Regions from separate parts of the Homo sapiens genome. Here region 2 is linked to region 1. A link is a loop called in an ENCODE intact Hi-C map of the cell type or tissue named here. Cell type or tissue: natural killer cell. All regions are shown on one strand. Each heading gives the region's core, and the rest is flanking DNA. Links, peaks and the distances in the headings are about the cores only.

Evidence for each region. A loop is a pair of places that touch in the nucleus more often than their neighbours do. Peaks named below come from ENCODE experiments on the same cell type or tissue, not always from the same donor. Only the 100,000 strongest peaks of a DNase experiment are listed, where the experiment ranks them.
Region 2: it touches region 1 in a loop (4-fold over the local background); 23 of 110 quality-filtered maps call a loop at or near these places.

The regions. Positions count from the first base shown.
Region 1 is chr3:46,273,647-46,279,030 of GRCh38, forward strand. No RefSeq gene overlaps it. Among named protein-coding and RNA genes, the nearest start is that of CCR3, 34 kb to the left of the region's middle. In natural killer cell, for the core only: CTCF peaks have their summits at 3,054 (motif pointing right) and 3,255; a DNase peak (open chromatin) is centred at 3,065; H3K27ac peaks cover 1,311 bases.
Region 2 is chr3:46,434,959-46,440,342 of GRCh38, forward strand. It overlaps LTF (lactotransferrin), which reads right to left. Exons shown (of 17, transcript NM_002343.6): 15 at 4,338-4,522; 16 at 2,982-3,171; 17 at 687-1,271. The coding sequence ends at 1,237. Among named protein-coding and RNA genes, the nearest start is that of LINC02009, 14 kb to the left of the region's middle. In natural killer cell, for the core only: no CTCF peak of the experiment used is centred there; no DNase peak of the experiment used is centred there.

The sequences.
Region 1 (5,384 bases), core at 215-5,214:
ATGCAAAAATCCTCAATAAAATACTGGCAAACCAAATCCAGCAGCACATCAAAAAGCTTATCCATCATGATCAAGTCGGCTTCATCCCTGGGATGCAAGGCTGGTTCAACATACACAAATCAATAAACGTAATCCATGACATAAACAGAACCAATGACAAAAATCACATGATTATCTCAATAGATGCAGAAAAGGCCTTCAATAAAATTCAACACCCCTTCATGCTAAAAACTCTCAATAAACTGGGTATTGATGGAATGTCTCAAAATAATAAGAGCTATTTATGGCAAACCCACAGCCAATATCATACTGAACAGGCAAAAGCTGGAAGCATTCCCTTTGAAAACTGGCACAAGACAAGGATGCCCTCTCTCACCACTCCTATTCAACATAGTATTGGAAGTTCTGGCCAGGACAATCAGGCAAGAGAAAGAAATAAAGGGTATTCAATTCGGAAATGAGGAAGTCAAATTGTCTCTGTTTGCAGATGACATAATTGTCTATTTAGAAAACCCCATCATCTCAGCCCAAAATCTCCTTAAGCTGATAAGCAATCTCAGCAAAGTCTTAGGATACAAAATCAATGTGCAAAAATCACAAGCGTTCTTATACACCAATAATAGACAAACAGAGAGCCAAATCATAAGTGAACTCCCATTCACAATTGCTGCAAAGAGAATAAAATAACTAGGAATACAATTTACAAGGGATGTGAAGGATCTCTTCAAAGAGAACTACAAACCACTGTTCAAGGAAATGAGAGAGGACAAAAACAAATGGAAAAACATTCCATGCTCATGGATAGGAAGAATCAATATTGTGAAAACGGCCATATTGCCCAAAGTAATTTATAGATTCAATGCTATCTCCACCAAGCTACCACTGACTTTCTTCACAGAGTTAGAAAAACCTACTTTAAATTTCATATGGAACCACAAAAGAGCCTCTAAAGCCAAGACAATCCTAAGCAAAAAGAACAAAGCTGGAAGCAACACGCCACCTGCATTCAAACTACACTACAAGTCTACAGTAACCAAAACAGCATGGTACTGGTACCAAAACAGATATATAGACCAATGGAACAGAATAGAGGCCTCAGAAGTAACGCCACACATCTATAACCATCTGATCTTTGACAAACCTGACAAAAACAAACAATGGGGAAAGGATTCCCTATTTAATAAATGGTGTTGGGAAAACTGGCTAGCCGTATGCAGAAAACTAAAACTGGACCCCTTCCTTACACCTTATACAAAAATTAACTCAAGATAGATTAAAGACATAAATATAAGAGCTAAAACCATAAAATCCCTGGAAGAAAACCTAGGCAATACCATTCAGGACATAGGCATGGGCAAAGACTTCATGACTAAAACACCAAAAGCAATGGCAACAAAAGCCAAAATAGACAAATCGGATCTAATTAAACTAAAGAGCTTCTGCACAGCAAAAGAAACTATCATTAGAGTGAACAGACAACCTACAGAATGGGAGAAAAATTTCACAATCTATCCACCTGAGAAAGGGCTAATATCCAGAATCTACAAGGAACTTTAATAATTTACAAGAAAAAAACAACCCCATCAAAAAGTAGGAGAAGGATATGAACAGACACTTCTCAAAAGAAGAAATTTATGCTGCCAACAAACATATGAAGAAAAGCTCATCATCACTGGTCATTAGAGAAATGCAAATCAAAACCACAATAAGACACCATCTCATGCCAGTTAGAATGGTGATCATTAAAAAGTCAGGAAACAACACAGGCTGGAGAGGATGTGGAGAAATAGGAATGCTTTTATGCTGTTGGTAGGAGTGTAAATTAGTTCAACCATTGTGGAAGACAGTGTGGCGATTCCTCAAGGATCTAGAACCAGAAATACCATTTAACCCAGCAATCCCATTACTGGGTATATACCCAAAAGATTATGAATCATTCTACTATAAAGATATATGCACACGTATGTTTATTGCAACACTGTTCACAATAGCAAAGACTTGGAATCAACCCAAATGCCCATCAATGATAGACTGGATAAAGAAAATGTGGCACATATACACCATGGAATGCTACGCAGTCATAAAAACGGATGAGTTCATGTCCTTTGCAGGGACATGGATGAAGCTGGAAACCATCATTCTCAGCAAACTAACACAAGAACAGAAAACCAAACACTGCATGTTCTCACTGATAAATGGGAGTTGAACAATGAGAACACATGGACACAGGGAGGGGAACATCACACACTGGGGCCTGTCCGGGGTGGAGGGGCTAGGGGAGGGATAGCGTCAGGAGAAATATTTAATGTAGATTACGGGTTGATGGGTGCAGCAAACCACCATGGCACGTGTATACCTATGTAACAAACCTGCACGTTCTGCACATGTATCGCAGAACTTAAAGTATAATTTTAAAAAAAGGCTTTGATATTAAAGATACATAGGCCAGGCATGGTGGCTCATGCCTGTAATCCCAACACTTTGGGAGGCTGAGACCAGCCTGGGCAACATGGCAAGACCTAGGTCTCTACGAAAAATAAACAAAAATTAGCTGGGTGTGGGGGTGCATGGCTGTAGTCCCAGCTACTAAGGAGACTGAGACAAGGGGATCACTTGAGACTAGGAGTGCAGTGAGCTGAGATCCCACCACTGCACTCCATCCTGGGTGATAGAGCAAAACCCTGTCTCAAAAAAAAAAGATACATATAGATATAGATTTAGATATGGACATAAATAAGGATATGGATATGGGCTTGAATAAGAAAATACCTAATGATGTCTTTAAAATCCTGTATACTTGAATTTTGCCTACTTCAAGGTTAACCTCTCCTAGCTAAGCAAGAACTAGTCCACTGGGCGCTGCCCAATGCCCACGAGAAGAGCCGCCCCTTGAAGTCAAGACTTTCTTTCACTGAGGAAGGCCTCTCAATTTTTTTCAGACAGGACAACCTTCTCCCTGGCTCAGTTCCAGGTCCTGGTCAGATGAGCCCCACCTCAGATGAGTCCTTCACTTGCTGGCATCAGCGTCCCAGACAGTTGCAGTGGGGGAACCTGAACACCAGGGGGTGTTGGCCGGTGGCAGAGAGGAGCTAGCTCTGCACAGTTCTTCAGTCAGTAGAGGGTGTGCCCGAGGGCTAGGAGGGAGGTGAGGTTTGATAATACAACAAGAAACTCAGGAATGCCTAAATCTGATATTGTCCAACTGTGTTGCAAAACGTGGGGGATGCCATCTGTATCCCCAGGAATTGTGCAAGGCCGTGACTGCAGGAAGAAAGCAACAGAAGATAGGAAACAGGGTACACCTTGTTATCTGGGCGAATTCCTAGCTCCTTTGGATGGAGGGCTTTGGTAAAGCTGTGTGTGGCTCAAGATCTACATATTCCCCTACATCCCATTAAACCAAAATTCAAATTATATTCCAGAAGACCATGGCCAATCCCACAGCAATGGGCATGCTAAAAACACGTGTGAATATAAGAGGACAAAGAAAAGCAAGAGAGCAGCACCTGCCCCTGTGAGCCACAGCCTGGTTCAACCCACCACTGCCTGGAAGGGAAAGCAGTAGACTTGCTAGTGCTTGTGTGGGACCTTTTAACACTCAGAGACCCCAACCGCTCGTAAATGTGGCCCAGTCCATGTTCTGAAATCTGACGATCAGAACAGCAACTCCTCTGACCTGGGACAAGTGAGGATGGATGGAGAGGCCGACATCTTCCTCATCCTATGTTGTTCAATCCAGATGCTGTTCAAACCCCAATTGATCTCATGTATGGCACACCTTCTCCCACCCTTTTCCCCTTCAGACCTTGGGCTGGTAATAAATCCCTGCTGTTACTCATCTCATGGGATGGTATTCTCACTTTATGCTGCTAGTCCCTTTGTAAATAGCCCCTTTATTAAAGTGTCCTCAAATTGCCCTGTTTGAGTGTCAGTTGTTTGCTGCTGGGACTCTGAGTGACACAAGGTGACCACATACAGCACAGGAAAAGAAACTGGTCATTAAAAAATTTGTGGTAAATGTCAAGTGAGTGTTCAGGGAAGACTTCTTATAGGAGGAGAGGCCAGACTGGGTCTTAAAAGACAGGAAGTGACACCCCTGAGGAGAGTCGTGGGAGGGGGATAAGCAAAGGCAGAGTTGGGAACGAACAAAGAATGTTTAGAAGAGAGAAATTGGGCAGGTGGGAGAGAGTTCTGGAAGCAAGGGCACTTTGATGCCAGAACTAAGAAACTTAAATGCCAAGACTTTGAAACCTATCAGCAGCAGGGAGTGATGCTGCTATAGACACAGGCTGGGGAGTTTGCCTGGCTCGCAATGATCCCCACAGTGGCCACCCCCAGGTTCCTCCCACAGCCTCTTCATTTATTTGATCCAAGGGGGAATTGATGGTAGCCTGACCTAAGCTAGGCCAATTGGATTTGAAAACTCAAATGAAGACATACAGAGATGGTTGAGACTGATTGATTCTATGTCTAAAGAAAGGCTACATGGGGCTGGGCACAGTGGCACATGACTGTAATCCCAGCACTTTGGGATGCCAAGGCAGGCAGATCACCTGAGGTCAGGAGTTTGAGACCAGCCTGACCAACATGGATAAACCCCATCTCTACTACTGGTGTGGTGGTGCATGCCTGTAATCACAGCTACTCAGGAGGCTGAGGCAGGAGAATCGCTTGAACCTGGGAGGCGGAGGTTGCGGTAAGCCAAGATCTCACCATTGCACTCCAGCCTGGGCAACAAGAGCGAAACTCTGTCTCAAAAAAAAAAGAAAAAAGAAAGGCTACCTGGGCTGGATGTGGTGGCTCACATCTGTAATTGCAGCACTTTGGGAGGCTGAGGCGGGTGGATCACCTGAGGTCAGCAGTTGAGACCAGCCTGACCAACATGGTGAAACTCTGTCTGTACTAAAAAATACAAAAATTAGCCTGGCATGGTGGTGGGTACCTGTAATCCTAGCTACTCGGAAGGCTGAGGCAGGAAAATTGCTTGAACCCAGGAGGCGGAGGTTGCAGTGAGCCAAGATGGTGCCATTGCACTCCAGCCTGGGGACTGAGCAAGTCTCCGTCTCAAAAAAAAAAAAGGAAAGGCTACATGGACTTTTAGGGCTGAGGCTTCTGTCCTCTCTGAGTGGCCCTTGTCCTCTCTGAGGGCTAAAGGTCCTTCTTTCTTCCATTCTGTGAGCCATCCAAACCCTGTCCATACAGTCATTCTTGGCTGAAGCTGGGGTTGTTTATAAATCAAAAAGGTTAACTGATATGGAAATGTGTGCTAGAAAGCAGGTTGCAGACATCAGCCTTCCAGGGAGATGATGAGTGTTTGAATTAGTTAGCAGGAAGTAAGACTCCCTTCCAACTCCAAGATGGGAAAATGGCACCCATGTGATAGA
Region 2 (5,384 bases), core at 308-5,307, 160 kb after region 1:
GCAGCAGAGCTATTCATCTCACTGACAGTGGGGAACATGGCCAAATGGTTGCCCCCACAATGGAGGCAGAGTTTCAGGACACTTGTCTGATCTCTGCCCTTGAAGGAACAGTCTCACCCTGATTGACACTTTTGCCTGTTATGTCCAAAGAACCAATGGAAAAGCAGGAAAATTATTCCTTCTTCATTTCTCTCTTCATTATTTAAAATTATTCTGTCTTCACTTCTCTCTCCTTTTCTCTGCTTCCTACTTAGCTCTTTAGAAATGCAATTATAATCTTTTATCTCCCCTTCACCAGACACTCCCAACAGGGCAAGTTCATCTAACTATGTGCTCTTAGTTAGACGCTACAGAGCAGAACTCTCTCCCACCAAGAGACTACCTTGAGACATAACAGTCAATTCACAAGCCAAAATATGCCCGCTATGAAACTCTCCCATCTGGAAATTTTTTGGCTGCTTTTACAACCTAGTTTTGCCCACAAAGGCACCAGCAGTAACCAACTCAACTGCCTGGTAGACAAGGCACCAAAGCCAGTACCCAGACCCTCTACCTGCTCACTTCCTGCCTTGCATGCCACGCCCCCCATTTAAAAGCCTCTGCTTTCTGCTCCAAAGGTGAAGCAGTTACCCTTAAGGAAAGAAGCCTGTACTTCTTCCCCTAAGGTAGCTTTGGAATAAAAGTCACTTTATACCAAACCTAGCTCTTGTTAATTAGACTCTGCAAGTGATGAGCAACTGAACCTACATTTCAGTTATAATTCCTATGCTTGCTCTTCCTGCCCTGCCTTGGGGACACGCACACACTCCCAGGCACATACATGCACGTGCACTGAGACAGCTATGTGAATAACCAACAAGATCCCCTTAGGAAAACCGGTGCTTGGCCTGGCCTTAAATTCCAGACCCTTGGGCATCATACCCAAGACTGCAAGAAAGAGGAGGGGCTGGACCTGAAAAACTTGGAAGGGAAGGTCCAACTGTACAGGTATTTTGTCAGGCATGTGATTTCAGTATAAAATTCTAGAAAAGATGAGTGACACTTTATAAGGAGAGAATATCAACAAAATTTCTCATTTTACTTCTTGCTAAGACGACAGCAGGGAATTGTAAGCAGATGGATGGGCAATCCCCACCTTCAGCAGGGGAGGCCAAGGCCCCAACACACCTGGGGAGAAGAGCTGGGGGCAGTGAATGGCTGAGGCTTTCTTGGGGAGCTGGGCCATCTTCTTCGGTTTTACTTCCTGAGGAATTCACAGGCTTCCAGGAGGGCTGTGGGACACAACAGAGCAAGAGATTCAGAAACTGATTTCTTCCATTAAACCAGTTATTTAATCCAATAAATCAAAGAGAATACTAAGAGTTTTCTCTGCCCTTCTCCCATCACTGAGTCAGTGCTTGCCACACTCATATTCCCACTCCCCTACTCCTAGCGACTACGGTGTTCAAGGGAGCCAGAGTCTAGCCCTCACCAGCCAGGGTGTTTCCCTGCTCTGGCCTGAGAGACACAACCACCCTGCACTTGTCTCTGATTGAATCGACTGTCACATTCTCAAGTTCACAAGACATTGGTGGTCCTCTAGCTTCTCCCGGAATGTGAACCTGTTTGCAATCATGTTCACCTGCAGATTCACTCATTCATTCACAGATCCTTACTGAGCACCTGCTTTGTGTGAGTTGCTGTGCTAAGTGCTGGGGACACAGCATGGATAGACTGGCCTGCCCTCAAGAAGCATGTGGTCTATGCAGTCCTGAGCTGGCTGCTCACAAGAAGAGCCCTGTAGCCATATTTCTCAGAGGGTGGTCCTGACCTGCATCACAGTGACCTGAGTTGTTTGTCAATACAGAAAAGGGTTTCTCAACCTTGGCACTATTGACATTTGGGGCCTGATAATAACCCTTTATTGCAGGGGGCTGGCTGTGCTTTGTTTAGTAGCATCCCTGGCCTCTACCTATTTGTTACCAGCAGCACCCTCTATGTTGTAAGAATCAAAAAAATGCTTCTCACATTGTCAAATATCCCCTCAGGGGAAAAATTGTCTCTCATTGAAAACTACCGATAAAGACATTTCTGGCCCTGCCCCCATCCTTGGACCAACAGCATCCCTAATGCCCCCAACTCTGGGTGAGGGACCAGGAATAGGAATCTGAATGATTGCAGTGCACAGGGAGCTGTGCACACTGAAATCCCACAGTTATCACCGGGAGCCTTACAATACTCTGTGATGTCTTCTAAATATTTTTAAGGGATTAAATTAATATCAACATATTTCCCTGGTTAAGATGTGTTTTCCTACACTTGAATTTTTTTGAGATTTTGTTTTCTCTATAGTTGGCATCTATGGTAACTGTCTAGAATCAGATTTTTTTTTTTTTTTTTTGAGGAAGGGTCTTTCGGTGTCACCTAGGCTGTAGTGCAGTGGTACAATCATAGCTCACTGCAGCTTCAACCTTCTGGGATCAAGCAATCCTCCTATTTCAGCCTCTCAAGTAGCTGGGACTAGAGGTGCTTGACACCACACCAGGCTAATTTTTAAAATTATTTTTGTAGAACAAGGTCTCTCTGTGTTGGCCACATTGGTCTCAAACTCCCGGGCTCAAGCCATCCTCCCACCTCTGCTTCCCAAGGTGGTGGGATGACAGGTGTGAGCCATCACACGTGGCTGGTTTTGTCATTTCTCAATGCATATGTATATATGCACCTTTCATTTTACTGAATAAAATGGATTATCAGTTTCCAAAGATTTCATGACAGTGCCATCACTATCCGTACTATAAAATTTATAAAAATTTATTACATACTGCTCTATTTTATTCTCTAATTATTTTATCAATGAGATTATAATTTCCTGAACTGTAAAGAGATATTATCTTTCCTTAACATTTTTACACCTGTGTTCGTTCCTAGAATGCTGTTTGGCCCTCAAACCTTGACCTTCACCCATGGTGGTTTCTCGGGGATGCTAGCTAGGGTCTACTTACGGGAGGTTGAGCACTTTTTCAGATTAGTAATGCCTGCGACATACTGTGGTCCCAAATATTTTTCATATGTTGTTTTGCCATGGAGTCTGGCCAGACACTCAGTGTTGTCATTGAACAGAAGGTTTTTGGTTTCAGACTGGAATAAGCAAAACTTGTCCGGGCAGTCAGATCCATTTCTCCCAAATTTAGCCTGCGACAAAAGGGCAGACAGTGAGTAGCTAAGGAAAAGAGGAATTTATGGGTTAAAGGAGGCAAAGGGGTATTTCTTCCACCCAAGAACAGCCCTGAGAAAACCATGGGGCAGAAGGAGCTGAGTTCTGGAGTCATTCCACCTCCTTAGTGGAGTCCCCCACCCCACACTCCTGGTGGCAGGCCCGCCTTGGGCAGCATCCAGGCCTCGCACCACTTCTGGTCCTACCTCCTACCATCTGCCATCTTTCCTTCCTTCTTAACCTGTGACCTTTTCCCATACAACTTCTTATGGGTGACAAGGCAACAATGGAGGGGTTTTGAGATCTGCCCTCACAAGTCAATTGCTCAGGACATTCTAATATGCAGCTCTTCTAGAGAGGCAGGCTGCTAGGAAAACCCAGGCTCAGCCACTAACCAGCTCAGTGTGCAGGTCGGTCACCCTGCCTCCCTCACACAGTTCCTGCTCTGTCCCAGGCTCCCATGTGGGGAGACTGAGACCCAAACCCCTCAGTCACGGCAGCTCTCTCACCAGCACCACTGTGTGTGCACATTAAGAGCTCCATAAAGGCCAGTTATGGTGGCCAGTCTTGTTATTCCTGAGTTGTTTTCTTCAAAAGCACACAGAGACATGATGTTATATGATAAAAATAGAAGTTCTAATAAAATCCCAGATTTTAAGAAAATTTTGGGATTTCGTTCAAATCACATTTAGAGAGCCCTAAATCTATAGGGCACCTTCTGAGTTTGCTGTTTTAGAGGCCTGGCCTAGAGCACTGTTCACTCGGCCCAGGTTCAGGAAATGTCACCTGAGTAAAAAGCACTATACTAATGCATGTGGGAGGAAGGCTCAGTGGCTTCCTCATTTGCCAGAAGAACAGCAGGAGGGAAAAAGACAGCCTCTGAGCCAGGCAGTGATGGCAACAAGGCCAGGGCACAGAGTCTCAGCAGAAATGGAGTGAGTCCCAGAAAGCCCAGAGTCAAAAGCCTCTGTTGTTCTTGTTGACACTCTGGGCAACGCCACAGCATGAAGCCAATACTCTCACCATGAGCTTCAAGTAGAGGACTAGAGAGGATCGAGTGGGCTGGTGCACCTAGCTCTGTGATCTCCTCACCTAACATGAGCCCACACAGCTAAGAAAGCACTAGAAGCCCTGTGGTCCATACCTGTTGGTGGAGCAACACCTGTTTCAGGCGTTCCACCTTATCCATCCGAGACACCACGGCATGATTCGGGGCCATGGCAAGATGGCAGCTTCTAGCCTCAGTCACAGGCTTCCGTTTGCCATCGAGGCACAGCAGCGCAAAGTCTGCCAGCTTCAAATCCTTAGCCCATGCCTCATTGTTATTTCCTGGGGAGAAAAAGAAGGTGGCATCATCCACGCCTCCCCTGCTTAGCCAAGAAGTCTCTTCTGGGTGGGTGTGGCCATTCCACTGACCTCCCAAATGCACACACTGGGGTTGTGGTGATGTGAGGAACAGAGAAGGAGCTTCATCCTACACAAGCTGTACAAACTTCAAATATACCAAATATTAGTGCTGTGTCCATGCAATGGAATGTTATTCAGCAATAAAAGGGAGTGAAGTTCTGGTACATCCTGCAATATGCATGAACCTCGAAAACGATGCTAAGTGAAAGAAGCCAGTCACAAAAGACCACACAATAGGCTGGGCACGGTGGCTCATGCCTGTAATCCCAGCCCTTTGGAGGCCAAGGTGGGAGAATCACTTGAAGCTAGGAGTTCATGACCAGCTTGGGCAACATAGCAAGACCTCATCTCAAAAAAAAAAACCCACCACATATTATATGACTCCATTTATATGAAATGTCCAGAATAGGCCAACCTATGGAGACAGAAAGTGGATTGATGGTTGCCAATGCTGAAGAAGGATAGGGCAATGACTGATAATAGGTGCAAGGGTTTCTTTATGGGAGGATACAAGCGTTCTAGAGTTGGATTGTGTTGATGGCTGCACAACTCTGTGAATGTGCTGGAGATCACTGAATTGTACACTTTGCATGGGTGGATTTTTTAGTATATGAATTCTACCTCAATAAAGCTGTTTAGAGTTCTTATTTTTTTAAAGAAGAAAACCCTCCACCTATGCCATATTTTTCAGTGAGTTCCAGAAAAAGAATAGATGGTTTACATTCAAGGAGAAATTGGTTTCTCCTCCCTTTCATATTCAAATGCTATTAGTGTAACCAGAGAA